2 separate regions of the Mus musculus genome follow, and region 1 is linked to region 2. A link is a loop called in an ENCODE intact Hi-C map of the cell type or tissue named here. Cell type or tissue: left cerebral cortex. All regions are shown on one strand. Each heading gives the region's core, and the rest is flanking DNA. Links, peaks and the distances in the headings are about the cores only. Region 1 holds the start of Mrps25 (mitochondrial ribosomal protein S25). Region 2 holds the start of Nr2c2 (nuclear receptor subfamily 2, group C, member 2).

Region 1 (14,979 bases), core at 8,075-10,574, 92 kb after region 2:
CCCTGTCATCTCCTTGGGTAAGGGCACCAAGCCAGGGCAGGGCACCTGGCCTTCTACTTCGCACATGCACTCCCGCAGGCAGTACTTCCGGGGGCCAAAGTTGCCTGGATGAAAGCGCTGCTGCTTTTCCAGCTCCTCCTCCCTGAGGGTCTCCCTGCCAAGGAACACACAGAGTAGCAAAACATGACCAGGGGCTCCAGACAGGGGCAGTCTCTTCCATGTGAGGGGAAAGGTACTGGGAAGCAGACCACTGGAGCATCCCATGGGGATGGGAGCTAGGGGGCTAGGGGCTAGATGGATAGGAGGGGTGAAGGAGCCTGTGTCTTGGCTTCCCGCCTTCCTATCCTTCCTCATTAAAGGAGCAGAAAAGAACCTGGGAACTGAGTCTGATCTTCCCTTTAGCTACATGCATGTCAAGGCAGGGGTAACCCTTGCTCACTGTCACAGCAAGGAAGTGGAAAAGAGATTTGGTGACTTCAGCTCATATCTGCTGAGAGAAAGAAAGGCCAGGCCTGAACTGATCCTACTGTCCAAGGACTCGTAACTAACTGGGGCTGGAGGACCCTCCCTCGCCATACCCTCTGTACATGTCCCCTCACTCTCACATTTTTGGGAGCTGAGTTTTGCTCCCGTCAGGTCAACCCAGCAACTCACTCTTTCTTGCCCAAGATTTTCTTTATGTGCTCCATGATCTCCTTATTACTCTTCGTCTCCACGTCTACCAGGACTTGCTCCCCAGAATCTGCAAACAAGAGGCACAGGGCAGGAGAGCTGAGGACTCAGGCATACTTCTCAGCCTCAAAAGGCCGGGACTGCCAAGATGTGCTCCATACCTGTGGCCTTGTAATGTAGATGATTGACAAGTCAAGATCACCATGGTCTCCAACTTGCTTTTTGTAGTAGAAATCAATATTTTTATAAATATCTAGATTATGTATATATGTGAATCGGTGCACAAAAGTGTTAGGTACCTGAGGAGTCCAGAAGAGAGTGTGAGCCCCCCCAACCCACGGGAGCTGGAATTACAGGCAGCTCTAATCTACAGCTACCTATAACCATAGAGACATGGTCAATAGCAAATGGGACAGAACCAAATACACTCTTCTATTTACAGGCAACTGTTTTCAGCAAAGATGGCAAGAAAATTTCAACTTAAGCTTTTTTATCAAACACTGGAACTGGCTACTCACATGCAAATAAACATTAGGAAAAAATTTAAAATAGACCAAAGACATATGTATCATATAATCTGTATTCATATGTGAAGGACAGAGTAAATCTGTGAAGTTGTTCACTGTCTCCAAGTGCAAGTCCTTTATACATATATACATATGTAACACAAGCACACTTTAGCTAAAATGTTTTATAAAACTTACAGAAGAATGTCGCTCATTAGACAGTGCTTGCCCCAAAACACCACCACCACTACAAGAGAAAATCTTAATGATCTTATTAAGGAGCAAATTTTTTTCAGGCATATTTAAAGTATGATCATAAAAAAAGGTCAGTACTTGAATTTTAAATTCCTTACTTTCTGTTGTAGGAAACACTGTAAGCCAAAAAGAGGAAGAACGGACTTAGAATGCACATGTATCTGATTAAGGACTTTCATCAGAGTATCTATGAATTCACAACCCTGCAAGATATCTGACTAAATGTTTGAGATAGTTTGCCACTTTAAAAATTAGAAATACAACAGTGAATGACACATTTAAAAAGTAATCAATATTACTAATTAAGAAAATACAATATTGCAGTGGCTAAAACTTTTAAGAGCAGACAACAAGGCCCTCATAAAGAGGCTGGTTAACTCAAGCTTAAACACTGTTTGTGAAGGGGCACAACACTCCTACTGCCTAGATCAAAGGTGTGGGTTCTACCACTTTCCCTGGCATCCTCAAATCTCCTTTTCAAGGTCTCAGCGCTTTAAACCTCATGCAGAGCTCATCGGTGGGCTGAGAGACTGACATAGTAGAAGATGCTCAGGGCTGGAGAGATGGCTCGGCAGTCAAGAGCACTAGTAGATGCTCTTTCCAAGGTCCTGAGTTCAAATCCCAGCAACCACATGGTGGCTCCCAACCATCTGTAATGAGATCTGACGCCCTCTCCTGGTGTGTCTGAAGACAGCTACAGTGTACTTAGATATAATGATAAATACATCTTAAAAAAACAAAAACAAAAAACCGATGCTCAGCTGCAATAAATCAACAGAAGCTTGGGTCCTCCAGGCTGGGAGTACTAACATTCAAGAAGCTGAAGCAGGAACCCAAAAGTTTGAGGTCAGCAATATAATGAAAGCCTGTTGCTAAAACGATGAACTGCGTGGGAGGGATATGGCCATGTGGTAAAGCACACACTCACCACCTGAAAGACCCTGGGTTCTGGCCTTAGATAATTATCCAAAAAAAAAAAAAAAAAAAAAAAAGTTTTTGCAAAAGAAATACCTGGCTCCTCCCAATCTTCCTTGCATTTGACTATGGTTCCCAGGAGCCAAGATGCAGTCCTGTGGTGTAATTGGTCTTTCCCATAAGGTACGGGGCTGGCAGAGGGACTACCAGCACAAGCAAATGGCTTTGCTATGTCATGGGCAGCTCCAATCCTAGATACCCACCAAGCTCCCAACCAGGGACAGGTCCTTTCTCCCACTGACTCTACTATCCAGAAATAGAAAAGGAATTTTCCCAAGAGATTCTTGTTTACATGAAATTTAGAGGCAAAGCAAGCAGGCATACAGTGGCCATATCAAATCCTAGCATTTGAGAGGGCCAGTCAGGACTACACAATCCCATCGCAAAAAGTCCTAACCTACTGTCCCTGAAGAAAGGGACTGAATGCCAAAGGGAAGTATCTTGGTTCTCACTATAGATCTGTTCTATGCCATGCAATGACTTCATTACATATCCAGGGCTTGCTGTGGCTCCAAACTGTAATACTGGCCTAGCAAGCACACAGAAGCCCTAAGAACACAAAATCCTATGACTGCCTTCCTTCACCACAGGACTTTGTTGACCATCTTGCTGCTTTTCTGTGTATTCTTCTCTCTCATACACAGAGCACCCCCCCCTCACTAAATACACAAAGAGCAGAGCTCTTTGCCCATGACTCCTTGACTGCCTAGCACCTGGCCCCAAACTGCCTCTCAGTGACATTGCATATGTGCCGCACACAATAGTGTGCTTTCTGTGGCACTTTCTACCTCTTATCCAGGAACCAGGAGTGCTAGTGCCTAGCATCAGAACAAGAAAGGAGAGCACCCACAAGACATGGTGGGAGCAAAAAAGAAGACTGTGCTCAGCACTGAGGGGTACTAGGTTCCTGAGAGCCAAATCCAGGCCTAAAGGCTATTTGGTTTGGGGGTTTTGCAGTGCAGTGCACTTTACCACTGAGCTATGGACACACATCTCCAGCAAAGGATCTGTTTTCATTCTGTAAGCTCACAGGCAAAGTGTGAAGACACAGTAGCACAGAGCAGCAAAGGAATGTGGGTAAACTGGACCACATGATAGGCAGAGGACAACTAGAGATGAGTTGAAGAAAGACAGGTGAAGGAGCTGGGTCTAGATCTCAGGAGCCACTGGGTAACTGGCAAGGGAAGCTAAGGCTACAGCTGCTTACAGCTGGAAAGGGACAGGTGGGTCTTCCTTGCCTCACTCACCTAGATAGAACCGCAGGAAGGGCGATGGCGTCATGTTCTTAAACATCATGATCTGCACCCAAGGATTCTTATACTGGATCTGAGGGATGTTGAAAAACACAAATTTCCTGCAAAAAGCAAGAAATGAACCCATGTTAACAGGTCTCTAGAAATGAACCCATGTGCGTCTCCATGTCTGATGCCAAGTAACTCCAGACTCCAACTCCAGCTTTGTTGACTGCAACTTCCTTCTTTCTCTTATACTGGTTCCACACCCTGTTGGCAGCTCTCCTTGGTAGGTATCCCACGACTCTGACATCTCCAATATCTTGGGGTCTACAATGCAATCTAGGCTCTAGCTTTATAGCTTCATACAATGGGCTCCCGGAAACCCCATGTAGAACTGTTCTCCCAAATGCCTGGCCTCAGTGGCTTTCCTTAGCTATGGAGGAAGGTTCCATAACCCCTTCCTGTATCCTTGACTAAATCTAGAACCGGAAGGTGTCAACTACTTCTGCTTGCTTGGTTGCCCCCCATCCGCACCCCTGCCAAGACTTGCATTTGCATAAGTTTTAACTGGCTAATGGTTTCTAAGCAGAAGAAATCCACCAGGCTTATCCCTTTCACAGGAACTGCTGCAGGATTAGCAGAGCGGTACCCCGACTTAAGGGTCAAGTACTAACTCCTTTATTCTATTACCATCAGGCCATTCTTTAAACTTTTTACCTCCCTGAGCATAGGAGTTGGCTCCATCATTACATTTCCTGGTGCTCTTTTTCTCCTCAAATTGTGCAATTTGTATTTCTCTTTGCCTGCCCTGTTCCTTTTCATTGTAGATCTGCAATAACCACCCAACAAAGTCAATACTATGCTGTCTTGAAATCTCCTCTGCCAATGCCATTAATACAAACCACTTCAAGTTAGCTTCTGGAAGATCTTTTGGACAAGGGCAAAATAATAGCCACATTCTTTGCCAAAATATCATAATGGTCTTTAGGCCAGCTGCTAATATTTTATTTCCTCTGACTCTCTTGAGCTGAGCCCCGACAGTCCACACCACCCTCATTATCACTGTCTTCCCTATTCCTGCTAGGATGGCTCAGTAGCCTCACTAAAGTGTTTGAATGCACTTCTAAGTCCAAAGTTCCAGTCTTCCACATTCCTTCAACAAACATGATCAGGTAATATTTCCAGTCCTTGGTACTTCTGTTTTTGTTACTGTTCTATTGGTGTGAGGAGACGCCATGACTAAGGGAATTTTTATAAAAAGAAAGCATTTAATTAGGGATTTGTCTACAGTTCAGAGAGTTGTTCCATTATCACGTAGGTGAGTTGGTGACAGGCAGACAGGCATAGTGCTGGAGTAGCTGAGAGCTTACATCTGATCTGCAAGGTGCAGGCTGAGCAAGAGGTACTGGGCCTAGCATGAGCTTTTGAAACCTCAAAGACCACCCTTAGCAACACACTTCCTCCAACGGGGCCATATCTCCTAATTCTTCTAATCCTCAAACAGTGCTACTCCTTGGTGACTAAGCATTCAAACATAATAACCTATTGGGGGCACTCATTCAAACCACCACACCATGTGACAGCTTTTTAGAAATGAACCTATGTAAATCTAATCCAAGAGTTTTCTCCCTGAAATTCTGTGCATGCCTTTTCCATGGAGAAAGTCTGGGACTTGACAAAAACTGTAAGAGGAACCTGCCTCCAAAAAAGTGAGAAAAAACAGGCATAGAAGACTGGTGTGTCCCCAATACTTGCACTTCTGTAAGTATCAGGACTCATGTCTAGTCACTGAGAAAAACAAACTAGTGCTCCCTCACAGAGTTCCTAGCACCAAGTCCAGAGTCCTGTGCAAACAGGGCTGCATCTCCATATGTGCAGTGGACAAGTTACTGAACGGCTCCTTAGCACAGTGTAGAAGAAATGGCAACAGGATAAGAGTGTTACACTATAGACATGGGGGGTGGGAGGTTGGCACACCTATAATCCTATACTCCCATGCCTCAGGCAGGAAGACGGGTGCTAATTCTGCTACAATAGCACAGTATACACATCAGTAAAACTGATTCTGTGCTATAGGAGTCGGTTAACTGCCTTATCCTGTCTGGCAATCAGTTGATGGCGAGAAGCTTTAAAGCTAGCAGAACACTAACTACATTCCCCTTTTTAGATCTCAGTACCTGAATGAGCCAAATGGAACAGAAAGTAAAGATACTGAGGTTCAGGCTGGAGTGTTCAGATCAGCATGGTGCACCAGGAGAGCCCTAGCTAAGTAAGTTCTAACACAACCGCAGCAGAGCGCCGCAGCAGAGCGTCTTCCTAGCATCCACCTCAGAACCACAAAGCAATAAAGCACACATAGCTGTCCACAACACAGAGCAAATCTAGGCCAATCTTGGCTCTGCATACTGTTCCCTCACCACCCTGAATCCATCTGCTATAAGGACTACCTGGCTATCTGGCTTCACAATGGGTTCAAATGGCTGGCAGGAAGTACCAGTGACAGGTAAAAGGCAGCTATTTCCTTTCCCGGCTCAGCCCTGGCATGTCCAGCCTGAAGGCTCCTGTGGCCAGACCCCTTGGTCCTCAGGCTCCAATGGACATTCCTAACCTCACTTGTCCTGCATGGGCTGGGGTCCATGCTATCCCTCACTCAACGTTTCTTTTCCCCATTTCTGTCCACACTTTTGTAAGCAATCCCTTAATTAAGGCTCCTCAAATGCCCTCACTCCAAGGCATCCTTGCTTCCTTCCTGTTCAATCTGCCCCACACCCACTGATCCATGGAACAGGACCTTAGCTTTCTATTTCTAGTCACATGACATGCAAGGACCAACTCTTTACCTCAATGATCATGCCAAGAGGTTCCTACACCACCAGTCCAGATTGAAGCATCTAAACTAATTCCAGGGATGAAACTGAGTCAGCAGAAAGGCAGCCTGAAACCACTCGAGACACTACCACAACTGGGACAGAATCTGCAATTAAAGTGCCAAAAATGAAGCGATTAAACACGGCTAACACAAGGATTTGTTAAAGCCAAGAAGGAAAATTAATCACACGTTCCCCTTTGGCTTGAAGTCACAGAAAATGAGTCTTCACAGTGTTTAAATTATCAGAGAACTCATGTTCTGACTGTTCAGAAGTGACCTTCGAGGGAGGATAGGCTGAACAGGATGCAGATGTGTGTACAGGCAGAGGCAACGGCCATGAGAACCATACTCCTCTTCCGCAGGGTCTAATACGTCAAAAGGGTGCTATTGAGATGGCTCAATCACTAAGGAGCTTATTATACATGCAAGACAACCAGACTCTGAGCTCCGGGATCCACTTAAAAAACAAACAAACAGGTAGGGGGTTATAGAGATGGCTCAGTGGTTAAGAGAACTTGTTGCTTTTGCAGAGGACTCAGGTTCAGTTCCCAGCACCCATATGGTGGCTCATAACCATCTGTAACTCTAATCCCATGGACACCAGGCACCAATGTGGTGCACATACATACATGGAGGTAAAACACTCACATATACATTTTTACAAGCAAGCCAGGTGTGGTGTCACACATCTTTAAACTCAGTAGTCAGGAAGCAGAGATAAGCAAGAAGATCTGTTGTTAGCTGGAAGCTAGCCTGGTTTATAAAGGAGTTCCAGGCCAGCTAGGCACACCGTGAGACCCTATCTCAATTAAAACTTAAGGAAGATTTTACTTGAGGTTGGAGAAATGGCCCAGCAATTAAGAGTGCTTACTGTTCTTCCAGAGGACCTGAGTTCAGTTCCCAGTACCCACATCAAGTGCCTCACAACCACTTGTAACTCCAGTGCCAGAGAATCCAACACCCTCTGGCTTCATGGGCACCTGCACACATATGGTGTAAATAAACTCTCATGACATACAAAACACACACACACAGAGAGAGACAGACAGACAGAGAGAGAGAGAGAGAGAGAGAGAGAGAGAGGTAAAAGGCCAGGTGTGAGCCCTTGCTTGCTGGCTCCAGGCTTACTGACCAGCCTAGCTGAATCCATGAAGCCCAGGCTGAGAGACCCTATTTCAAAAAGAAACCAAGTCAGCCAGCTCCTTAGAAACATTATCTTTGGTTGAATGCTAATGTATCCACACATACACAAACACAGGGTCGGGTGGGGTGGAGACCTTTAAGTAATTACATCAACACAAAACTTGAAAAAGTGAAAGAACTGCTTCTGGGGAGGAAACACTGCCCTGAAAGCTCCACAGCACACCACCCAAAAGCTTGAAGGCAGAACTTGTCAGCAAGTCTCTGTCTTCCCATCCCAAAGCACAGAGCCTTGTGCCCACAAACCAGATAGATATAGATGCACCTACTGGATCAAATGGGCACAAGGTCAGCACCTGTTGCACTCTGCCAGGCACTTTATTCTCCAGCAACCCCACACCACCACCAACACACTGATGTTGTGGTGTTCCGCCTAGGAAAAATGCTGTCAGAAGTTGAGAGAACTTGTGTGATCCCAAGGTCATACAACTAGTTAAGAGGCCTTTGCATATGCATAAACTCCTGACAAGTGGGGAGTAGAGCCCGAACCCTCTGGTCCACCGAGAGGGTTCCAGAGAGCCCTCACCCCAGCAGATCCCAGGCTAGCAAATCTTAGGTCTTGGGGGTCAACTTGACCAGAGAAAATGGCTTGAAGGCGGCTTCTGGCTCTCATGAAGTCAAGGTCTTTGCCACAGGGGCCACTCTCCACCTTGAAAATTATTCTCTTCTCTCTTTCTGATCCGTTCTACAAATCCACTTCTATCTACAGTCATGTTTATCCCGTACTGTGGAAAATCCCAGTACTGAACCCAGCGTTTTGGGCGCTCAATAAATGTGCAGTAAGTTCGGAAGGGTCCAAAGCATTGCTCAGAGATGATAAACGGGTCAATGAAACCTTTCATTCATCAAGTGTCCTAAGCAGCAGCAAGCCATGCTGTGCACAGGTGCGGAAACTTACTACTCCGCTCCCAAGGCGTTCCCCGCGCCACAGCCTCGCACAAGGGGCCAGCCTTCCAGCCGCAACCCATCCCTCCGGTGGAGGAGCACTCGGGTTTCTATCGGGGATCAGTCGGGATGCCCTCCACTGCCTCAGCTTCTTTCACTGAACCCCGAGGGCTGTGACCCACACTGACCTGGCGCCTTCGCCCAGTTCCCCATACGTGTTGTAGTTCACGGTCATGATCTTCACAGACTCCTTGAATACCACGTCCCCGCGACCCAGGTACTGCAGCGTACGGCGGATCGGGAAGCGACCCTTCATCGGCATGGTGGAAGTCAGGAACTCCTCAAGCCGCGGACCAGCGCGGCTCCGGGAATCTTGGGAGGCACTTCCCGGCGGCCAGCGCGGCCGCGGGGCAGCCTGGGACTCGTAGTTTGGGCCCGGGCTCGCAGCCGCCTCAGCGTTGGGAATCAACCTGTCGTTTTTGTCTTCACAGAAACCAATTATCTTCTCCCAAGATCTCCAGTTCTGAAGTGAAGAGCTTGACGGAAAAGTCGCTGTTGATTCAAAGGGAAAACTTATTTGCAAAGGAGGAAAGAGTGGCTTGCTCTGGCGCGTCAGGGTCTGCCTCAAAGGACTCTGCTTAGAGGAGGGGGTCGTTCGCTTGTTAAGAGTGGTTGTGACAGATATGACAAGTCAACAATCAACATGTCACTCTGCGCTGCATTTTTTTTTTTAGGATTTATTTTTACCTTACTGTTTTGCTTGTGTGTTGTGGCTGTGCACCACATACACGCAGTGCCCGCAGAGGCTGGAAGAGGGCGTTGGGTCCCCTGAAATTGACCTTACAGAGCTGTGAACTGCCATGTGGGACCTCTAAAAGAGCAGCAAGTGCACTGAACTGCTAAGCCATTTTTCCAGCCCCACTGTAATTTTTAATCGCTGTTTATGGCTGAAATTAATTTTTCTATAGGATTCTCAAGATTTTTTCCCTTTGTAATTATGTAAATTTTCAACTGACTTCCCAGGCTTCATAGATGAACTGTCTACTGATAAGCCCATTAGAGCATTTTTCATCTGTTAATCTTTTATTCTAGTATTTTTTTTTCAAAACTTAAGTGTTCTTTCCTCTGCTCAAATAATCCAACAATTCTAGACATGTCCTGTGCACACATGAAGGCTGGGGGAAAAGTGTCCTGCTGTGTTTCTGTTCTCTTAGTAAGCTCCAGCAATTGGGATTGTAACCCACACTTCTGGGGTTACAGGCACAGATGATCTCACCTAGATTTTTACATGGATCCTGGGATCAGAACTCAGACCCTCAAGTACTCTTACCCACCGAGCCATCTCCCCAGCTACCAAATTGTAAATTGTTTTAGTTTTTTTTTTTTTACTTTATGTCTATATTTTTTAAAAGATTTATTAATTTTATTTATGAGTACACTGTAGCTGTCTTCAGACACACCAGAAGAGGGCATCGGATTCCATTACAGATGGTTGTGAGCCACTATGTGGGTTCTGGGAATTGAACTCAGGACCTCTGGAAGAACAGTCAGTGCTCTAAACCACTGAGCCATCTCTCCAGCCCCTATGTATGAGTGTTTTGCCTGCATATATGTGAACACATCACTAATAAGCTTCAGCTATAACTACATGTCTGAAGAGGAAGGTAAGCTTCTAGAGCATACCCTTGAGAGTGCAGCAGGCGGCTGCAGGGTATCTAATCACACTGTGAGCCCCACAATGGTGTTACTTACTGGAAAAACCTTTTTTAGTTGTGGTATGGCTCAGTCTCAGCACACACCTTTAATCCAAGAGCTGCTTCAATACTGTAAACGGGATTAAATAAAGTCAACCGTAGATCAAGAGGAGGAACAGCCAATTAACAGGAAATGGACATAGGATTATTAAGAGAAAACCATTGACAGTAAGAGGGAGTCTTACTGTTAACTGTCCTCACTCACAGCCCAATAACAAAAACCAAAGTTACTACTGGTATTCCTACAAGTCATGGGTTCTGCTGCAGCCATCAGATCTTGGCTTACTCTGAACTCACCACTGCAGGTGCTGGGAGGAAACTGAGCCCTGCAAATCAGTTTCCTAATGGCTCCAAGAAAGGTTACTGGTTTTTCTTCAAGCCAGCTGCTGCTTGTAAGAAGACTGACAACTTCCGAAAGACGCTGCAACTGAAATCATTAAGTGATTAAGATCCTTAAGTGATTAAGATTCTGCTAGGCAAGGTTAAGAGCACTGACTGTTCTTTTAGAGGTCCTGAGTTCAATTCCCAGCAGCCACATGGTGGCTCACAACCACCTGTAACGGGATCTGATGCCCTCTTCTGGTGTGTCTGAGGACAGTGACAGTGTACTCAAATAAGTCTTTAAAAAAAAATTGTGCTAGGCTTCTGGGGAGGCTGCAGACCTTGAAGTTTCATCACAGAAGATGATACTGCATCCACAGGAGACACCCAGCAGCCCACATAAACAGCCTTGGGTCCCAAATCAGACAGACCTGGGCTCCAGGCCCAGATGAAGTCACTGTAGAAACCCATTTAGCCGCACCTAACTTCTTTCCAGATTGTTCAGCTGCTGTCTCTTTGGTCTATGTAATAGCTGAGCCCTTCCCTCTTCACCATTCCTGAGCCAACCCAAACCCACCTAAATACTGATGGCAAATGAGTTGTAAGTATCCAATCTGTTCTTTGTCAAACAACACAACACAGACCTGTTGGCAGAGCTGAGGTAAAGTGTGAAATGTACCAGTGCCTGGTGCAAATGCCAGCCCCAGGCTCCCTCACCCCTCCGAGCTTCAGTTTCTGGTGGGGATAGGACTGTAGAGTCGATGACCAGCCAGTCTAGCCTAACTGGAAAGCTTCAGGATGAGAAACCCTGCCTAAAAGGCGGATGGGTTTCCTAAGACTAATACCCAAGGTTGTCCTCTGGTCTCCACGTGCACATGCAAACATTCACTCACTCACACACACACACACCCCTCCATGTGCACATGCAAACATTCACACACACATTACAAAAAGGAAGTGAAGGGACGTTTTAAGCACACACAAGTCCAGCCATGAACATGTTATTTTTTTAATAAAAGCCTTACATAAATGATATTTTAATGTTTTTAATAAAAGCCTCTAATACAAGGCCCCAGTGTAGTGCATGCGCATCAATGACCATCTTGCTGACAGTCATCATGATTACCAGCACACCGAGCTCCTCTAGTCTGACCTCGTACCGAGGCCAATTCCACAATTTGAACCGCATGGCATAGCTACACAATATGGCTCATGATGACTTAGAAAGATGTTTTACTGTCTGACGACAAAGACATGATATGTGGTAAGTGCAGTGATGAGGCTCCAGTTCCTTAGTGTTGTTAGAAGGGAATAAGCAAGAAGCCTGTCCACTATGAACAGGACCTACACCTAAGGGATCTGCCAACACCGTATCAAGGACGTGCTCCATCCTTGGGAATCATCGAGTATTCACCCACGGTAAGAAGCTGGCACTGTGGTTCCCTCACAGGCCAAACCCCCTCTGCAAACCAACTCTGACCTGCATGCATTCTGGGAGCTGATCCAGACAAGGGGCAGACAAGTCTCTCGTGTTCTGTTGGACTTTCAGAATATGGTCAGCGAGGAATTCAATGAGAAACTCAGGAAACCCTCTGGGATCTGGGTTCACCCGGTTTAATAGTCAGTCAGTCTAAAAGCATTTGTTTTCTCCATGCTCTCAGTCAGACTGCTACCTGGGGTGAGTTCCAGAAAGAAGTACATTTAATAAGTCACTAGATAATTTTTTTCTCAATTTTTATTTTTGTTTATTTATTTATTTGTTTGTTTTTTGAGACAGGGTTTCTCTGTGTAGCCCTGGCTGTCCTGGAACTCACTCTGTAGACCAGGCTGGATTGGAACTCAGAAATTCCTGCCTCTACTTCCCAAGTGCTGGGATAAAAGTCATGTGCCACTACTGCCCATCGAGTCACTCACAGCTAATTAAGAAGCCCAGTCTTATAAGAAAAGCATTGTCTACAGTTGTACCACCCTGAACACCTGATTTGAGTCTGGAAAAGTAATGGTGGAAACCAGAATTTAGCTTCATTCTTGTGTTAGCACTGCCTCTTTGTCCATGACACAATAGCAGACCAAGCAGGGCAGATATGGTGGGCATGCCTGGAGCCTGGGCTTTAGAAAGAGGTAGCCTGCCCCAGGTAACATAAAATGCCAGGCTGCCTACCTTCCAGAACATCTTGACACCAACAGAGCTGGCAAATGGCTGGTAATCTACTAGCAGGCCAGTAAACACCTGTCAGCAGAACTCAAAGGGTTCATACGCTCCCTCCTTCTCCAGCCCTTCCCATAGCCCCATACAGGGCTCTCTATCCAGCCAAAGCCCCAACATGTACTAATGAACTGGGATTAAAGCTGCCAACATAGAGATCTTTGCACCCAGATAACATTCTTACCACCTAGATGGATCTTCACCAGAATGTGACAGAAGACTTTCAGCTTATACACCAGTAACCAACAAAAGGCATGGCCCAGAGAAAGCTGAGGGGAAAGTGACTAGTGGACAGTTATTGTCCATTAACTAAAGAGTATCATCACCAAAGAAATTACCCAGAGCTGAGCACACCAAGAACCTTACAAGGTCATCTGTCAATCGATCTGTTCCTGTAAACCAAAGTACTAAGCTACATAACTTCCCTTTCTGTTTTCTATCAAGAGTTCAAGTACTTCAGGGCTGTGGAATGGTCTCAGGCTGTGCCTCAAATATTTCCATTTCTCAGTACATCTTACCAGTTTCCCAGGTCAGGATAAACCACAAGGAAGAGGGCTGACTGGAGGGCCTTGAAGTTACTAGAATCATCCTGACTCAGAAGTGTTCCATCACCTGCTAATACTCCACAGAAGCTTCCCAGTCACAATTCCAAATCAACAGGCCCTTGAATGTGACCTGCAGAACGGTCATTCTACCAAAGACCTGGAAGGAGGTTCCCAGGGGATCAGACAGCTGCATAAGTAGAAACTTCTCCAAACCATAACATCCGCCAAAAAGTTGAACACTACTATCTCACAGTCAAGCTCACACTGACACCACCAGCCCACTACCCTCACACTTGGGAATTTTACTTCCTTTAACTGGGAGGGGACAACACTGGCAACATTCCTGCCATCCATAAAGAGGCCCTGGTCCCACTGGGCTTCACAGCAGTATCTCCCTAAGTGACGTGCTGAAAGGGAACAACCAAGTCAGGACAGACTTCTGCTAGAGCCCTGCCTATCCTGGCTACAGGAAGGGCCTGTCAAGGGCTGCCCTATAATACTGCATAATGACCAACAACAGTCCGCAGAAAATGAACTAAGAGGTGCCCATGAGCCATTTCTGCCTTGGCCCAACAGAGCTGTATCTTGAAAATAAAATGGTAAAGTCCCCTGAAAATGGAATACTTCATTAAAAAAAGAATACAGAAAAACCAGCACATGAATGCCGATTGTTTTTCCCGTTCTTGCTCAACTGTAGTGGAAATGTCTCAAAGTGCACAGCAAGAGACTACTGTTCCCACCCCAACCTGTGTGTGTTCAGATGCCTGCCCATCCCCACCTCACACTTGATATCCTGCTGCCCAAGACTCTGCCCAGTTCCTGCCCATTGCTGTCAATTAGGGGCCCCCTTCTGCTTAGCCAGGGTGCACTTCAGCTCCCGGAGGTTCTCCGTTAGAACCTCAACCTCGTCCATTCGCCCACACTGCTTGGCATCAAAGATGTAAGCCTTGATGTTGTCAATTTGCTGCAGGAGCAGCTCCTCCTCGATGTGTTCCTCGGCCTCCATGCCACTATCACTGTCCACCTCGAAGGGGTTGGTGGAGGGGCACTCTTCAAAAGGGTTTCCAGGGGCGGCTGGACTGGCAGGCCTGGGACCGTCATCCTCATCAAAAGGGTTGGGTGCTGGACTGTCTGGGTCGGTGAAGGGATTTCCTGCCCCCAACTCTGCCACCTCCTCTTCCTCAGCATCTTCCTCAAAAGGATTGTATTCTTTGGTGACAGCAGCTGGAGGGCCCAGGAAAGCCTCTACAGCAGCAGGGCTGATAGCACCCTCTGTAGGGCTGGAGAGGTCGTCTTCATCAAACGGGTTGAGTGAGGCCTTATCACTTTGCTGTGACATGGTGCTCTGAGGGAGTGTTTCCTGGCCAAGGGCTGGGGGCCCAGACCACAAGTGCATGGGTGCTAGAGCTGAGCCAGGTGTAAGGATATCAGGAGCTGTGCTGCTCTGAACTGGGGAGGAGTCCTGATCCAAGGAATAGGAGAGATCAATGTGAGGCCCTCGACTGGCCTCCAATTGGAAGGGTATAACTTCTCGGAGTTCTAGAACACGAGTCCGT
Region 2 (14,979 bases), core at 7,051-9,550:
TCTGCAAACTACAAACACCTTCATTGTTGGTATTAAAGGTCTGTATTAAGGGCATGTCTGTATTCCAGCCAGAGGGATTAAAGGTGAGTGCTAAGGGCTGAGCACAACTAGAAACAGTATTCTCAGGAAGTAACACAATCTTGGGGTTTACAGTGTGATCAAATATCCTGCAGCATGCCAGCACCAGATTGGGACTGCTGAGACACCCAGTTTTGTAGACTGAACAACTACTACATCCTTGGCCTTTCCTTTGGGAGACAGCCATTGTTGGATACTCAGACCTGTAAGCCACTCTAGTAAATCCCACACATATATTCATTCGATGAGTACTTAGAGAACCCTGACTACTATAGTGCAATCTCCCAGTGTGGTGAGATTCTCTTCCTTCCTTTGAACTTGGAAAGGCCTTGGTGATGGCCCCAGGGAGAAGAAAACAGAGGAGATGATACGGAATGGAAGAAGCAAATACAGGAGGTGATAGGGAATAAAATTTCACTTTATTTTTTGTGACCTTACCCCCATGGGTGAACTGTGTGTGACGGAGCCACATGCAGAGTCCACATGGAGGTGTTCATACTGTTGGCATCAGCCAGACACAGGCGACTTCAGGTCCAACCATCACCTATCTGATTCTAAAGATTCAGATCGCAACTTGCTAGAAAGGCAACTCTTGGTTTCTAGGCCATATAATTTCGGTGTTGCACAGAAAGAACCAGAAAATGTGCATTTCTGGGCTCCCTTCCCAAAGAGGAAAGACAATGAATTAAAAACCCAGAAGATGACAGGAGGGGAGTGCAGAAAATAACTCATTTTTGGAAGAGCACTTCACACCACAGCAGCTGAGTTAGCAAGGGAGAAATATCAAGAGTGTATGCAGAGAAGGATACCAGGGGTTATACACAGGACACTGCCCATAGAGAAGCTCAGAATTGAGGCACATTGGAAGAGCAGGATGGACCCAAAGACAGGATTAGCTTCAGATCTGTAAGGAGATGCAGATCCCTGTCTCTTATGACACAGACAAGCAACTGAACTCCCACTAAGCAGCAACGTTTTTTTCTATGGAAAGAAAATATCAGGAGGCTGAAGACAAGGACACAGGGTTGCCTGGGACCTGGGATGCCTCATGCTCCACTAAAACTCCACTGCTAGAGCTGTACCACTTACAGAGGGACACTCCACTCCACTCTCAGCCCTTCTCGAGTTCCAACATCAAAGAAAGCAAAGTCACTTCGCAACAACCCTCGATCAACTTGAGAACTGGGGACCAAGGGCAGGTACATCTTTCTGAGAATGTAATCTATTTTTCCATTAGCATCTCAAGATTCATGCCTCTTCCAAAACAAGCTCTGTGGCTTTAAGGTATCTGAGCCAAATGCAACTTGAAATCCTGGTCCCCTCCATGGTCCAAGGCCTGGGAAGCTCAGGTCAAGGCAGTTCACTAGGGGCTATATTTCCAATATCCCTGTATTCCAGAGCCACCAAGTCACCTAGTGACATCAGTTTTCTTAATGAAAGGAGGGTATTCAAATTGAAGCTGTGATCTCCCCAAGTAGCCTTGATAGAGGCTGGCTCTGACAGAAACATGAAGGTGGGGACAGTTTTCTCAGAGTCCTCAAGAATAGAAACAACTATTAGTATGTGTTCTATCTGCCGACACCTGGTTTGGGGAAGTCATCCTCCCTGTGTTGGGCCCTGGCCTCTCCAGCTGTAAAAACAGGACAATATTATTTTCTTTACGAGACTGTTTTAAGATGATGTAGGGTAAACACACTGGGAACATGCAGTCTACTATTCAGACTGTCTGTTCTAAGTCCACGTTCTTAACAATAAGCCTAATGACATCTCCAGGAGCTTCATGTTTATTCTGCAAGCATGTAGTAATTATACAAGCAACATGAAGGGAACTCTGATGAAATGATTACCCCATAGTAAGAAGCATAAGCCATTACAGAAACACCAACATTCCTACATACTTATGAAAGGTAATTATTAAGCCTTTCCACTAAGAAAATACTGGCACTACTAGCTTTATGTTACAAAAACAGGGAAAGGATGTTCTTCCATGCTGGGGTCAGAATCTGGGATCCCTTACTTGCTAGGTAAGCTCCCTGTCACTCAGCTGCACTGTGGCCTGCAACTGATGTCTATACTATCACAAAAGTGGTATGTAAAAAGCAATGTCTACTTCTTAACATCAATTTAATTGACATTCAGTCAGTCAGGGTTTTCATTTAGATGTAGGTGTAAAATTACATTGGATTGTAAAAGTGATTATTCCACATTAAGCCCAAAGATGAAAACAACAGTTACATTTCCTATTCTTTTTTTTTTTTTTTCCTTGAGACAGGGTTTCTCTGTACAGCCCTGGCTGTCCTAGAACTCACTCTGGCTGACCTCGAACTCAGAAATCTGCCTGCCTCTGCCTCCGAGTGCTGGGATTAAAGGCGTGCGCCACCACGCCCGGTTTACATGTCCTATTCTTAAAGCTACAAATGAGTCAATCAGTCACTGACCACAAATTATATCGGTACCATGAAAAAGACCACTCACTCAGGGGACTTCCGAGTCAGAGACCCTTTCGCCCATAGAGCCCTGTGCAGGCAGCCAGAAGACCCAGACCATATCCCAGCTCAGGAGCATCACTGGACTGTGTTTCATTGAAGTCTTTGGTAAAGATGGGACATCGTGGAGGTTGTGTCACACACTGCTGTTGGAAAGCCACCAGATTTGCACTATACTATCATGGCTGAGAAATGGGACAGGGCCCACAGTGTGGGCCGACTTCCAGATAATCTTCATCCAAGGATGTGCAGGCTCACATATCACTCTCAAGAGCCCCAGTCCCTGTAACAGAACAATCTACTGAAATGGTCAGAATTAAAAAAAAAAAAAAGTCTTCAAAAACTACATTTTAAAAGGTTAAGCAATTTTGTTTTGGGTTGAGGATGTAGCTCAATTGGAAGGGTGCTTGCCTAGTATGCATTAAGCCCTGGGTTCCATTCTGTGCATATAGGTATAAATTTTTTCCAGTCTACTTTAATAAGGGTTCAACCACCCTCTAACCCACTATCCACCAGAGGTAGTGGAAAAGAAAGGTTTTTAGGATACAAAGGTTATTAGTAACCTTTTTAGAATAGTTCTTTGGGGGCAAGTCTAATCTTCTTTGTCAGGATATCAGCAGCTGTAGTCCAGTTGCAAACACCAGTACAAATCAGCAGCTGTAGTCCAGTCCATTCGGTAGACACCCCACACCAAGTTCAATCCAGAAGAAACCACAAGGCTTGCCAACCAGCCCAGGGCTGAGGCAGTGTCAAGAAGCCACAGGAACCTCACAAGAAGTTCTTTGGCAAGTCTCTCTTTATGGCATTACCACAAGCAGAGCTCAGCAATGCAATGTAAAGCAAACCAATACATGTGTGTTGTTAGCAAATAATAGTGAGACAGAATAAAGCAAACCAATTCTCAAGCTCCCACTGTCTGTGAGGTCATATCTCGACTTCCATCACTTGTCCTTTAATGTGTCTGCTTTAGCACATCTCTTCACCTGTGTGTTCCAACAAAACATCATTTGACATAACTGACTTTCCAAAAAACCCCCAGAAGTTACCACTTCATGTGCTGGCTAATTTTTATGCCTTCTTGACACAAGCTAGAGGGACCTCAATTGAGAAAATGCCTCCATAATATTGTGCAGTGGGGCACTTTCTTAATTAGTGAATGATGGGGGAGGGCAGAGTCCATTGGGATGGTGCCACCCCTAGGCTGGTGGTCCTGGGTTCTGTAAGAAAGCCGGCTTCAAACCATAAGGAACAAGCCAGGAAGCAGCACTCCTCCATGGATTTTGCATCAGCTCCTGCTTCCAGTTCTCCTTACCACCTCTGATGAGGAACTGTAATTTAGAAGTATAAGTAAAACCTTTCCTTCCCAAGTTGCTTTTGGTATTAGTGTTTCACCCCAGTAAGAGACCCTAAGACACATCCCAAGTACCACCTAAACTGGACAAGGTGGTGTATTCCTATATTTCAGAAATGGATCATCAGAAGTTCAAGGTGAGTTTTGAGGCCAACTTGGGCAATTTTGTTTGTTCTTTTCAGACAGTGGTTCTTTTTGTAGTGGTCCTGGAACTTACTTCATAGATCGAGCTGGCCTCGAGCTCAGAGATCTGCCTGTCTGTACCTACTGAGTCAGGGGAATCAAAGGTGTAGGATACCATACCTGGCTAACTTGAGCCACATTATCTGACCTTATACATTTTGGCAATGAGATCACTGACCTAAGCCTGGGACACATCATCTGTGGTGCTCAAACGAATTGCTTTGCCAACCCTATCAGGCTCTCCAGACAAAGTACCTGGAACAGCAGTCTAGCAAAGAATGCCTTCAGTGGCACTCAACACGTGGAGTCTCCCCAAGCACAGCTCTGTGAGAAGTGTGAGTGTGTGCGTGTGTGTGTCTGTTTTAAGTTATTATTTGTATTGTGCAAAAAAATATTTGATCTTGGGGATTCTGGCTGTGAATTTGATGCACGACAATTATGGTTAAAAACATTTTCTTGGTCTACAGAAGATCATTAATGTTTGGTGACCATATAGGTTGTAACAGTGGGTTGTTTATTTGTAGGTATTATCGTTAAATACAGGAACTGTTTTCAGGCACAGAATTTGAATTGTAAGTTAGGATGGACATTAGATGTGATTATGATGATCTAGGGAAGGTCTGCAGTCCTGAATCTGCAAATACGTGGTGAGAAATTAGAACAAACTGGAGACAGACTATCAGTACATGGACTCTGCCTAGTTGTGCTGGAAAAATACTTTGTCTCCAAGCCTTAAAATATCCTGTGGAGTCTGAGCTCACCTCATTCATACAGTCACGGAGCTCCCTGAACGCTGAACTTCTACAGGGAAAAGATCTCCCCTGGAGCAGAAGATCAGGGTGTCCTTGGAGCGTGTAACGAGTGCGGGGCTGGGCCAGGCTCACAGCACTGCTACCTGGGAGGAGCCGCTCACCTTTGCATCAGTTTCAACATAGAATCTGAACCCTTTGTCCAGGCTACCCTAAACTCTCCTGAGGTGTCCGTGTTCAACCCTTAGAGCTTGGTTTTGGCAATACCCTGCCTGAAGTTGCTTATTGGCTGTTCTTTGCCTTGGTCCCAAGGTTGTGAGCAGAAAACAGCCTCTGTTTTGAGGAGGTGGGATTTAAGTATATATTTATTTTTACTGTGACTTGTTCAGGACCACATTTTACAAAATGCCTTGTTTCATTTACTGTTGTTTTGGAAAGGAAAGTTTTATGAAAACTGTTTTAGTTTGAATATAGAATAGGTATATTAATTACGGCTTTATTTTGGAAAAATCTTGAGTTTTAATTCAAATGTTTGCTAATACCTTCCAAAGTAAGGTGATATCCAGAGACAGTTGCTGTGATCAGCTGGCTTGTGGACATTTCTGGGGTATTCACATTTGAAGATTCCTTATTAATGAATGTCTTTGACTTAAATCTAACCAAGAACTGCAACATTATTCTTTGTACATTTTCATTATATAGTGTTAACAAGCTTAGTTGCAAACGAATAAAATACTTAAGCTATTTGTTAAAAAAAAAAAAAAGAACAACCCACAGGTAAGCATATAACCTATATATTAAAATCCACCTTACATTGTGCCATTTTGTGTGTGACTCTAAAAAGGAGTAAGATGTTATAAAGTCTTCCTGACCCCTAGCTTCCAAACACTTGTTACCTGCTAACAATGTATCTGTGCGGTGCGCTAATGTGTTATTTTCAAGAGAAAAGTTGCTACAATTTTAAACATTTCATTTGAAAAGCTACTTAAGGTTACAGCAAATGCGGCCAACAGAAGCCAGGCTAACTTCACCGGTGAACCAGTAGCTTCAAGGAGCTCTGGTTTTCCTTACTGTGGTTACTTAAAGAGGGTTCCAGGTCCTGAGTCTAAGTGGCAGATCCAGAATATCAACTGAAGAAAAAGAAAACTATAAACCAAGATAAGTGCATTCATTATGATTTATTTTTAAAACGTGAGCAATTGTACTGTTCCTTCGAAAACCCCATCAACGTGAATTTTTACACTGTATTATTTAGCACTATAAACTTTAATTCTTGGAAAATTCTATTCCAGACCACTTCATATTTTCAAGGATTTTACAGTGAAAGGACTTATATATGGGCTACCTTAGGCATGTTACTGAGCTCTCCCGGGGCACACGTTCTATAAATGAGGAAAACTTCCTTGCCTCCTGTAGAGGCTCCTTTCAGCTACAGGGTCTGTAGGGCACAGAGATACATCCCTGCCCCCCCCCCCCCACTTTCCCAGGAGACAGGAAGGGGAGGGGACTGTGTTTAAAACACTTGCCACAAAATAGAAAGTCGATTAAGACTATGGGCATTGTTAGAGTCACCCTATTGTAAGCCTAAATGTCTACTGCAAAAATCTTGAAGCATTTATTTCTAATGAGCAAGAGGTGTGTGTGTGTGTGTGTAATTAGATGGTAGAGTATATCCAATCTACACAGCTCGGTGATCAAGGGGAGTGGGTGAACATTGCAGGCAGACACTCAGAGGGAAACGGCGGCACCTTCCCAAGCCCAATGAAGAAGTATAACCCGGAGGCTTTTCAGAATGCAATCAGTGCGTGCCAAAGCTGCTTTTCTCAAATCGCGAAGGAGAGGGGCACGGGACTGCACAAGTCTGGGCTCCAAGGCTAAGCACCTGTTTTAAAAATGGGCCTGGGGCATCTGCACACTTGCCTGGTCCGGCCAGAGGCATGCACATCCTCGGAGCTTTAAAACAGAAAGCTACCATCCATCCCAAGGAAGGTACCGGGAGCTCAGTGCACTCCCAGGACACCGCTCGCTTGCAACATCTCGGCGCGGCGCCAGGCAAGGGCCCGCTTCTCCAGCCTGCAAGCGGTGCCTACGGGATCGGCCGCACCTGCCCGGCCCAGGCCTGCGGGCCTCAGCTCCGGCGGCGGCCGCAGCGGCAGCGGCGGCGTTCCGGTGCGCGCGCGCGCTCAGCCAATCGCGTGCTCGCCCGCCCCCCGCCGCCGCGGTGAGGCTGGCGCCGGGAAGAGGAAGAGGAACATTCGCCCTCCTCCTCCCAGCGCGCGGGCGGCGGCGGCAGCGGCACCGGGGTCACGAACTCTGACCTTTCACTGACAAAAACAATAACAAAGCGCGGTCCCTCCGCGACCCCGGCGGTGCCAGGGCCCAGCCCGCCGCCCCGCTCCGCACCGGCCCGCCGCGGCGTCCCGGCCGCCCGAGCCCCCGGGCTCCTGCCCTCCGGCGCCTGCCCGGCCCGCGCCCTGCCCTCCTAGCCGGGGGCGCCGGCCGCAGACACGGGATCTGCTCCGCGGTTGTGGTGGCGCCCGACCCTGAGGTAAGAGCAAGCCCGCCGGGCCAAGCCGCGGCGCGGCGCGGCGCAGCGCGGCACGGCGGAGGAGGGCAGGCCTGCGCCGCCATGGAGGCCGCGGAGGCTGAACGCGGCCTTTTACCTTTGCCACGGGGCGGTGGCGGCGGCAGCAGCGGGCGCTTTGCATAGTGGGCCGGGCCGCACCCTTCCCTCCCCTCTCTTCCACTCCCCTCCCCTCCCGCGGCCGAGCCCGGCGAGCCGCTGTCCTGACCGGGCCGGCCGCGCGCCGCGGGGGCGGAGAGGGGGACTGTCCGCGGCCCCGCCTCACGCCTGGCCCTCCGCCAGCGCCGCCATCTTGTCCCCGCGGCGCCGGCCAGGCTCCCCTCGGCGCGCGCCCGGCCTGCCCGCTTCTTCCTGTGTTCCCCGCTCCTCACCCCAGCACTCCCCGCCTGCCGTTGGCTGCCACCCTGGCCCAACCGCCGTTTTTCCGGACTAGGAGGGTGGAAGGGGAGGGAGGGAGGCGTGGGCAGGGCACGACCTCCTGAGTGACGGCCGGGCTGGCCAATCGTTCCCCCTTATAGGAGGGCCACGGCCTGCGGCACCGCCCCCGGGGCTGTGCTGGTTGGTCCAGGTGGGAGAGGGAGGTCCCGGGGGCCGCTAGTGCGGGGTGTGAGGCCGGGCGGGCCAGCCTCTGAGGAACTTGGTGGGTCTCGGGCTGGGAAGCTGGTGATGCTTTTTGAACCCATGGCGCGGCCAGAAGGGAAGAGTTCGTCGGCACTTGGAGGCTCTCCGGGGTTCGCGCTTTCCTCACGACTCTGGACGGAGCCCCTCTGGCGGGCTCAATTTCAGTCCATGAAATTGGGACACCAGACGTTCTTGCCAAGCCTCGCCTCTCTCCTCAGCATTGTTTGAGGGACTGTTCTCTGAAAATGGAGTCCAAGCTACTCTGCCAGCCTCAAAAGTAATTTGCAAATGGTGGTGTTAGTTTTTTCGTCTTATTGTGGTGCTGGGGACGGCCCTGCCATTGAGTAACATCCCTAGTCCCAAAATGGTGATGTGGAAATATATAAGGAACCAACTGGAGTGGAAAACTTGTGAGGTGATTCTCTTTCCTACTTTCATTAAACACAGTTGTGCGTAGCTTTAGACACTAGGACACTACTTCCAGAGATTCAACTGACCTGGGCAAGGAGCCATTCTCCCCCCAGAATTTTGGATGCCGAGGGGATACAAAGGCTCAGAGAATGGTCAGAGAATGGAAGAAACTGGATGATGTGCTGAAGGAATCGTGAGGGCATTAATTTAATTGGATGGTGAGGAAGTCAGGCTTCACTGAATGTTTGAATAGATTTCAGGAAAAGAGCTGGGTTCTGGATAGCAAGCTTGAAGATGGGAAGGGAAGATTTTCCCACACTTTTTGTTGAGTAAATTGTTGCTGATACTATTGATAGCTAAGTGCTGCATATTTAATTGGTGCATTTTTACCCGAACTTGACAGTTGGGATAGCATGCCCAGCAATAAAATGTCCATTATACTAAGCAGGGAATTTGAATTGGACTTCAGTAGGCATTCTTTTAACATATTTATCTTTCCCAGAGATAAAATTGATTGATGCTATGAAGCTACTGAAAATCTCATTTATCAAAGTGGAAAACAAACTTTACAAAATATAATGTTAGCTTCCATTGGAAAGTCTGATGACTAAAATATTTGTGCATATAACATAGTAGGAAGGGCTGGCTAGCATGTAGGAAATCAAGTTTCATCCTTAGCACTGCATAAACTTATGTAGTGCTGCATATCTGTAATCCCAGTTACTGGGGCGGTGGAGGCAGATCAGAAGTTTCAGTGTCATTCTTGGCTACATAGAGTTTTAGGCCAGCCTGGGCTATAAGATCCGGTATCCAAAATAAAATATTTGAAATCAAACAATACCTTTTTAATAATATGAGCAGTCTCAGTTTTAATTCTTTCTTTGGATATCTCAAGAGACAGTGTAAGTTAAGCCAAGCAAACATTTCCAAAAAGAGATTGGAATAAGCTGTCCCAAAGTGACTTGCAGCCCAGTGAGTTCTACACTGTGGATTTTAAAGTTTTCCTGAATATTTATGAGGTGATAGAATCTTCATGAAATAAAGTGACAACCCCCTTTCCCACTCCCAAAGCATGATGGCTCTTCCTTTTGGGTTTTCTCTTTCCAAAAGCTGGAAATTTTAAAATCACAATACAGTTGATATTGTAATGATATCAGATCTTTTAAGGATGCAGACCCTTCTTTCAGGCACATGGGTGAGAAAGTGCCCTGATACCTTTAGTTTCTGATAACAGCAAGAATAGCCTAATCACAGGTTCAAGGCTGTTCAACCACAAAAGGGCGTTCTAATTGGAGACACAGCTATCAATCTGAAGCTGCAGTTTTCTCCAGTTATTTTGTATCGAAATCCTTGTCAGTCTGTAGTCAATCAAACTTTTAAGAGACCATCCAAGTATGGTGGTTGGCACAAGACTTTATCACACACAAGAGTTCTAGGCCAGCCAGGGCTACATAATGAGAATTCTGTGTTGGGATTGGGAGTAAGGTCTGTGTCAACAGTCTCTTCCCTTTATAAGAGGAATTCTAGGACTTTTTGAGGGTTTTTTTGTTTAGTTCTGTTGTTTTGTTTGAGAAGTTGTCTAGGTTGGCCTTTTAACCCTGGCCTCTAGTGATTTCCTGTGTTAGCCTCTGAGCAGCTGAGACTTTAGGCTGGTCTGTGCTACCATGCCTAGGTGGAGAAGTTTTTAATACCAAGCGACCTGGTATGATAGAAGGATCTTGGGTCATGGAGTCAGAAAAACTTGGTCCCAGAATCTTGATTAAGCAGTCTTTTTGAGGTTATACATTTGTAAGCTGGGGAAGAGGGAGCCAACACAAGGATGGAAGAGAGTGGGTGAGGATTTGCTGCAGTAACTGCAGACAAGAGAGGTGAGACTGGTGAGATAGCCTGTATCTTGCTTGAGGTTCACATTTGAGTATGTCTTTGAGTTCTCCTGTGTGCCATTTGCTCCAAAGGTTTGAAGTATCAGAGTGGACACCAAAAGGGATCATCTGTGAAGGGAGCTTAGCATCTCAAGGGGACTGAAGCCAATCTGGGCCACATAATGAGTTCCAGGCTTGCAACCCTGTCTTGAAAAACAGAATAGGAAATGGCCCTTGAAGCTCATCAAAACCAGCCTAGCCACCTGATATATATTCCCTACATTTTAGTTTGTCTTCCTTTATTGCTGACTATGAAAAGCTGATTTCCTTTTTTGGAGACAGGGTCTTATTATGTAGCCCTGGGTAGCCTGGAACTCTCAGAGATTCACTTGACTATGCCTCTTGAGTGCTGGGATCAAAGGTATATGTTGTTATATCTCACTTAATGGCTGACCTTTTCTTCTGTGTGTGATCATCATCTGAAATTCATGTTTCTGTGACACGCTATAGGAGATGGTTTTTTGGTCTTTGGAGGTTTAACTTGCCTAAAGGCTGACATTCTCTGTCATTCTTTGCTATCTTGTTGTTCCTTCCCCATAACCGTTGCAACTTTCTGTGAACTCTGGTAGCTAGGATACCTCTCCTGATTACTAAAAAGCTAATGTTGAAGCAGGAAAAGCTTTCTACCTAAAGGTATGACAGCCAGGGAACACTTTCAAGTGGCATAGCTCACAATGATGAGAAGGAGGTGTGTATAGGGGGAATTGAAGCCCAACTCAGTACATTGGCATGGGCATTGTTTAAGGGCATTGTTTAGCCAGGTTCATACCTTAGCATCTGGGCGTCTTGGAGAGATGAGAAATGAAATGTTAAGGACAGGAAATGAATAAGTTACTGCAGACTTTTATCTGGACTTGATGAGGCAGTCTTGGATTTTAGAAAGCATTATGTCAATGAAAGTCAGTTTCAGGGCAAAGTATGACTTATAGGCAATAGAAAGTACCCCCTCCATTATAATAATAAAAGACTTAAAACCCTTTAATAGGTGGTGACAGGATCTATTTTGTATTTACTGATCAGTAAATACAAATTCCTCTCTATTTACATTCTAACCCCAAAGGTTTTTGGAAATGTTAGAATGTAAATAGAGAGGAATTTCATTGCAAGATTATAATTTTCTCCAGTTTGGATTCATGGGAGATGTGAAAGAATGTGCTTGGGTCTGGAGCAAAGGGCAGCTCTTAGGAGAAATAAGGTTGGTGGTACTGGGCTCAAAGGTGAGAGCTCTCCAGAACCTTCCTTGTTTACCTTTACTGCTCTATGTAGTAAGAATCAGCTATGCAGGAGCTAAAAAAGGTTCCTACCAAGCTACCCATAGGTGCCCTTTACATTCTAGTACTGGCTGATTGGATGCCTCTTGAGAAACTGCTCAATGCTGGAATGCTTCAGTATGCATTTTCAGGGTCTTCTCTTCTACAGTGAATCTGATTGTGTACTAATGGAACATGCTAGAAATGACATTTATATTGCTCATGATCCTCTCTCCCACACCCCTATTTACAGTAACACAAGATTTACTAGGTTGATAAGATGAATACCTAGTAATTATTGTTTTACCAACGTGGAAAGCAGATGTCACAAGTGGTATTATATCAGTCCTCAGCTGAAAAGGCTGGTGACTAGAATATATATATTGACTCACTTAGTACAACTTTTAAGAAATGAGATTATTTTGTTTTTCTAGAGAGATATAAGATACTCCCTTATAGAATGTGTAATTGAACCGGGTGTAGTAGTGCATACTTGTGATCCTAGCTCTGCATCTTCTAGTGTGTGACAGGATCATGAATGAATGAAAGGTAGTGATCATACAATGAATAAGTACCACCTATTATAGTTAGCAACAAAGTAAGAGACGCTAAAATCTGGAGATATACAGAATGAGGGGCCTACTTCAGGTGGGAGGTGGGAGGATGGCAAGTTTGAGGTCAGTCTAGGCTACATAGTGAAATCCTATCTCAGAAAAGCAAAAACTAAAAAGTAAATGAAAATAAATAAAAGGGTTTAAAGTGGAAATCAGTGATAAAACTTACTTAGAAAGTAAGGCTTGGGCATGATGGCTTACACCATTGATCTCAGCAGAGACAGGTAGATAACTGAGTTAAAGACACGCCAGGGCAAGATCTCAGTTACCGTAAGGCATGAGTAAGACTATTTACAGAAACACTAGTATAAGAGCTCCAGACTAGAAACAAGCTGAACACCAGCTGTAAATGATCAAGTTATGGTGTAGTCATGTGTTAGAATCCTAGACCATAATGAAAATGGACTGCAGGAGAAGCTAAATACACATAAAGTATATTACTTATAGTTAAAAAAAACAAGCAAAAACTATCCTTGATAATAGATATTAGAAGAAAGGAAAGTTAATGATAACAGGGGAGGTGCTTTGGAGACTTCAGGCTGCTGGTACTGTTGTTTTCTGGTGTGAATACATATTCTGTTAGTAGACAGTCATCACAGTGTTTAGTTTGAGCACTTTTTGCATTTGCATGTTGTAGTTCAGTAAAATTATTACTTAAAACTGTTAAAAATTGCCAGGTGGTGGTGGTGGTGCATGCCTTTAGCCCTACCACTTGGGATTTGAGTTTGAGGTGAGGCTGGTCTACAGAGTTCCAGGACTACTACAGCCAGGGCTACACAGAGAAACCCTTGTCTCAAAACAACAATAACAAAAGTGTTAAAAATTATCCTCACTGTTCTACTTATTTTCTTTTTTTTTAAATATTTATTTATTTATTTATTATATGTAAGTACACACCAGAAGAGGGCATCAGATCTCATTATAGATGGTTGTGAGCCACCATGTGGTTTCTGGGATTTGAACTCAGGACCTCTGGAAGAGCAGTCACTGCTCTTAACCGCTGAGCCATCTCTCCAGGCCTCTACTTATTTTCTATCTTAACAATTTTGGTCAGTAAAGTCGCTATATAGCTAAAATATTAAAGAAATTGTCATGGTGGAGCTGGATTATAAAGTCCTGACTGCAGTACTGAAGTATGTAACACAGAGAAATTAGCAGTTGTTTAGTTATTAAATGTTCAACTGATACCCTGTTACTGTTTTTCTTCCTTGACTTTTTGTTTTTCTTGGAAAGTTATTTGAAGTGTAATGTGGTCTAGAGGTACTAGTGTAAGTTTTAAAGTCAGAGTGGTATGAGTTGGAATACTAGCACTTCATTAGCAGCTGGATCACTTTAAACATGTTTCCTGTGTGTCTGTTTTTCTGACTTCTTGTTGGAGCTTATGCATCATACTAAAGTGCTGAGAATCAAAACATACATCGTTTGACAGAACATGCCATAGGTGCCCAGAAGTCTGCCCTCCTTTTCCAATTGTCTACTCCTGGCTCATTCTAACAGAAACAGAATCAATATTATCATTATTACACTTAAGTCATTGGTAGGATGAAGCAGCAGTCTTCACACACACACAAACACCTGTAGTAGTTCCCCAGTAGCATAGGAACAACATGGCTGTGGAAGCTGCAGCTTTTCTACGATATTCATCTCCCGCCTCCCTCGGGAATGTTATTTTTCCTTTTTCTTTCTTTCTTTTTTTGTTTTGTTTTGTTTTGTTTTGTTTTCGAGACAGGGTTTCTCTGTGTAGCCTTGGCTGTCCTGGAACTCACTTTGTAGACCAGGCTAGACTCAAACTCAGAAATCCGCCTGCCTCTGCCTCCCAAGTGCTGGGATTAAAGGCATGCGCCACCATGCCTGGCTATTTCTCCTTTTTTCTTACTGGAAGAAGAAACTAATCTCCTTTGGATGGGCATGATGGGTAGGGAAGCACATGACCCAGAGGCTAAGTGATCATTTGAAGTCTTAAAAGCATCAGGATTTCGATAACTGGTTGTGGATTTAAGCTTGGCCTTAGAGCCCTAGAGGCATCTAAAGGGCATGTTTTCTACTGAAGAACATTGGTATTATATTAAACTTTGATTTTTTTCCCCCATGTCCTAATTCCAAATCCTAATTTGACATCAAATCTGTGGCTTTGTGTTTCTTATTTTATGTCATCTAGAGTTTTATTTTTCCACGAATATAAATAGGTTTCTACATGGGTCTTACCTAGGCCCTCTGTGCATATGTTATAGTTGTGTAACTTGGTCTTCTTGTGGGACTCCTCTAACAATGGGAGTGAGGGCTGTCTCTGATCCTTTTTGCTTGATTTTGACCCTTTCCCTCTTACTGGGTTGCCTCATCCAGCTTTAACATGAGAGGAGGTGACTAGTCTTATTGCAACTTGATATACCATGTTTGGTTGGTAACCCTGGAAGACCTACCCTTTTCAGAAGGGAAGTGGAGGAGGAATGAGGTTAGAGGTGTGAGGGGGAGACTGGAAAGGGAGGAGGGAAACTGTGGTTGGGATGAAATATATAAGAGAACAAATAAAATTTAAAAATGTAAAAAAAAAAGGTTTTTAACAGATTATACTTAAACTATATCATGAAATTCTATCCAGTTGTATCCTTTTTTTTTTTTTTTTTAAAGACAAGGTCTCACTATGTAGACCAGCAGGCCTTGAATTCACAGGGGTTGGTCTATCTCTCCTAAAAGCTGAGATTAAAGGTGTGTGCCATCATGACAGCTGGC

The links. A loop is a pair of places that touch in the nucleus more often than their neighbours do. Peaks named below come from ENCODE experiments on the same cell type or tissue, not always from the same donor. Only the 100,000 strongest peaks of a DNase experiment are listed, where the experiment ranks them.
Region 1: a loop joins it to region 2, with 4 times the contacts of the local background. A loop is called at or near these places in 15 of 42 quality-filtered maps.

Annotation. Positions count from the first base shown.
Region 1 is chr6:92,175,055-92,190,033 of GRCm38, forward strand. It overlaps Mrps25 (mitochondrial ribosomal protein S25), which reads right to left and starts at 8,969. Exons shown (of 4, transcript NM_025578.4): 1 at 8,786-8,969; 2 at 3,656-3,762; 3 at 655-742; 4 at 1-154. The coding sequence starts at 8,919. Rbsn (rabenosyn, RAB effector) reads right to left here. Exons shown (of 12, transcript NM_030081.3): 12 at 11,658-14,979. The coding sequence ends at 14,256. In left cerebral cortex, for the core only: CTCF peaks have their summits at 9,394 and 10,067 (motif pointing right); DNase peaks (open chromatin) are centred at 8,967 and 9,373; H3K4me3 peaks cover 1,606 bases; H3K27ac peaks cover 967 bases.
Region 2 is chr6:92,084,348-92,099,326 of GRCm38, forward strand. Nr2c2 (nuclear receptor subfamily 2, group C, member 2) reads left to right here and starts at 8,086. Exons shown (of 15, transcript NM_001347342.1): 1 at 8,086-8,467. In left cerebral cortex, for the core only: a CTCF peak has its summit at 8,239; a DNase peak (open chromatin) is centred at 7,943; H3K4me3 peaks cover 2,160 bases; H3K27ac peaks cover 1,804 bases.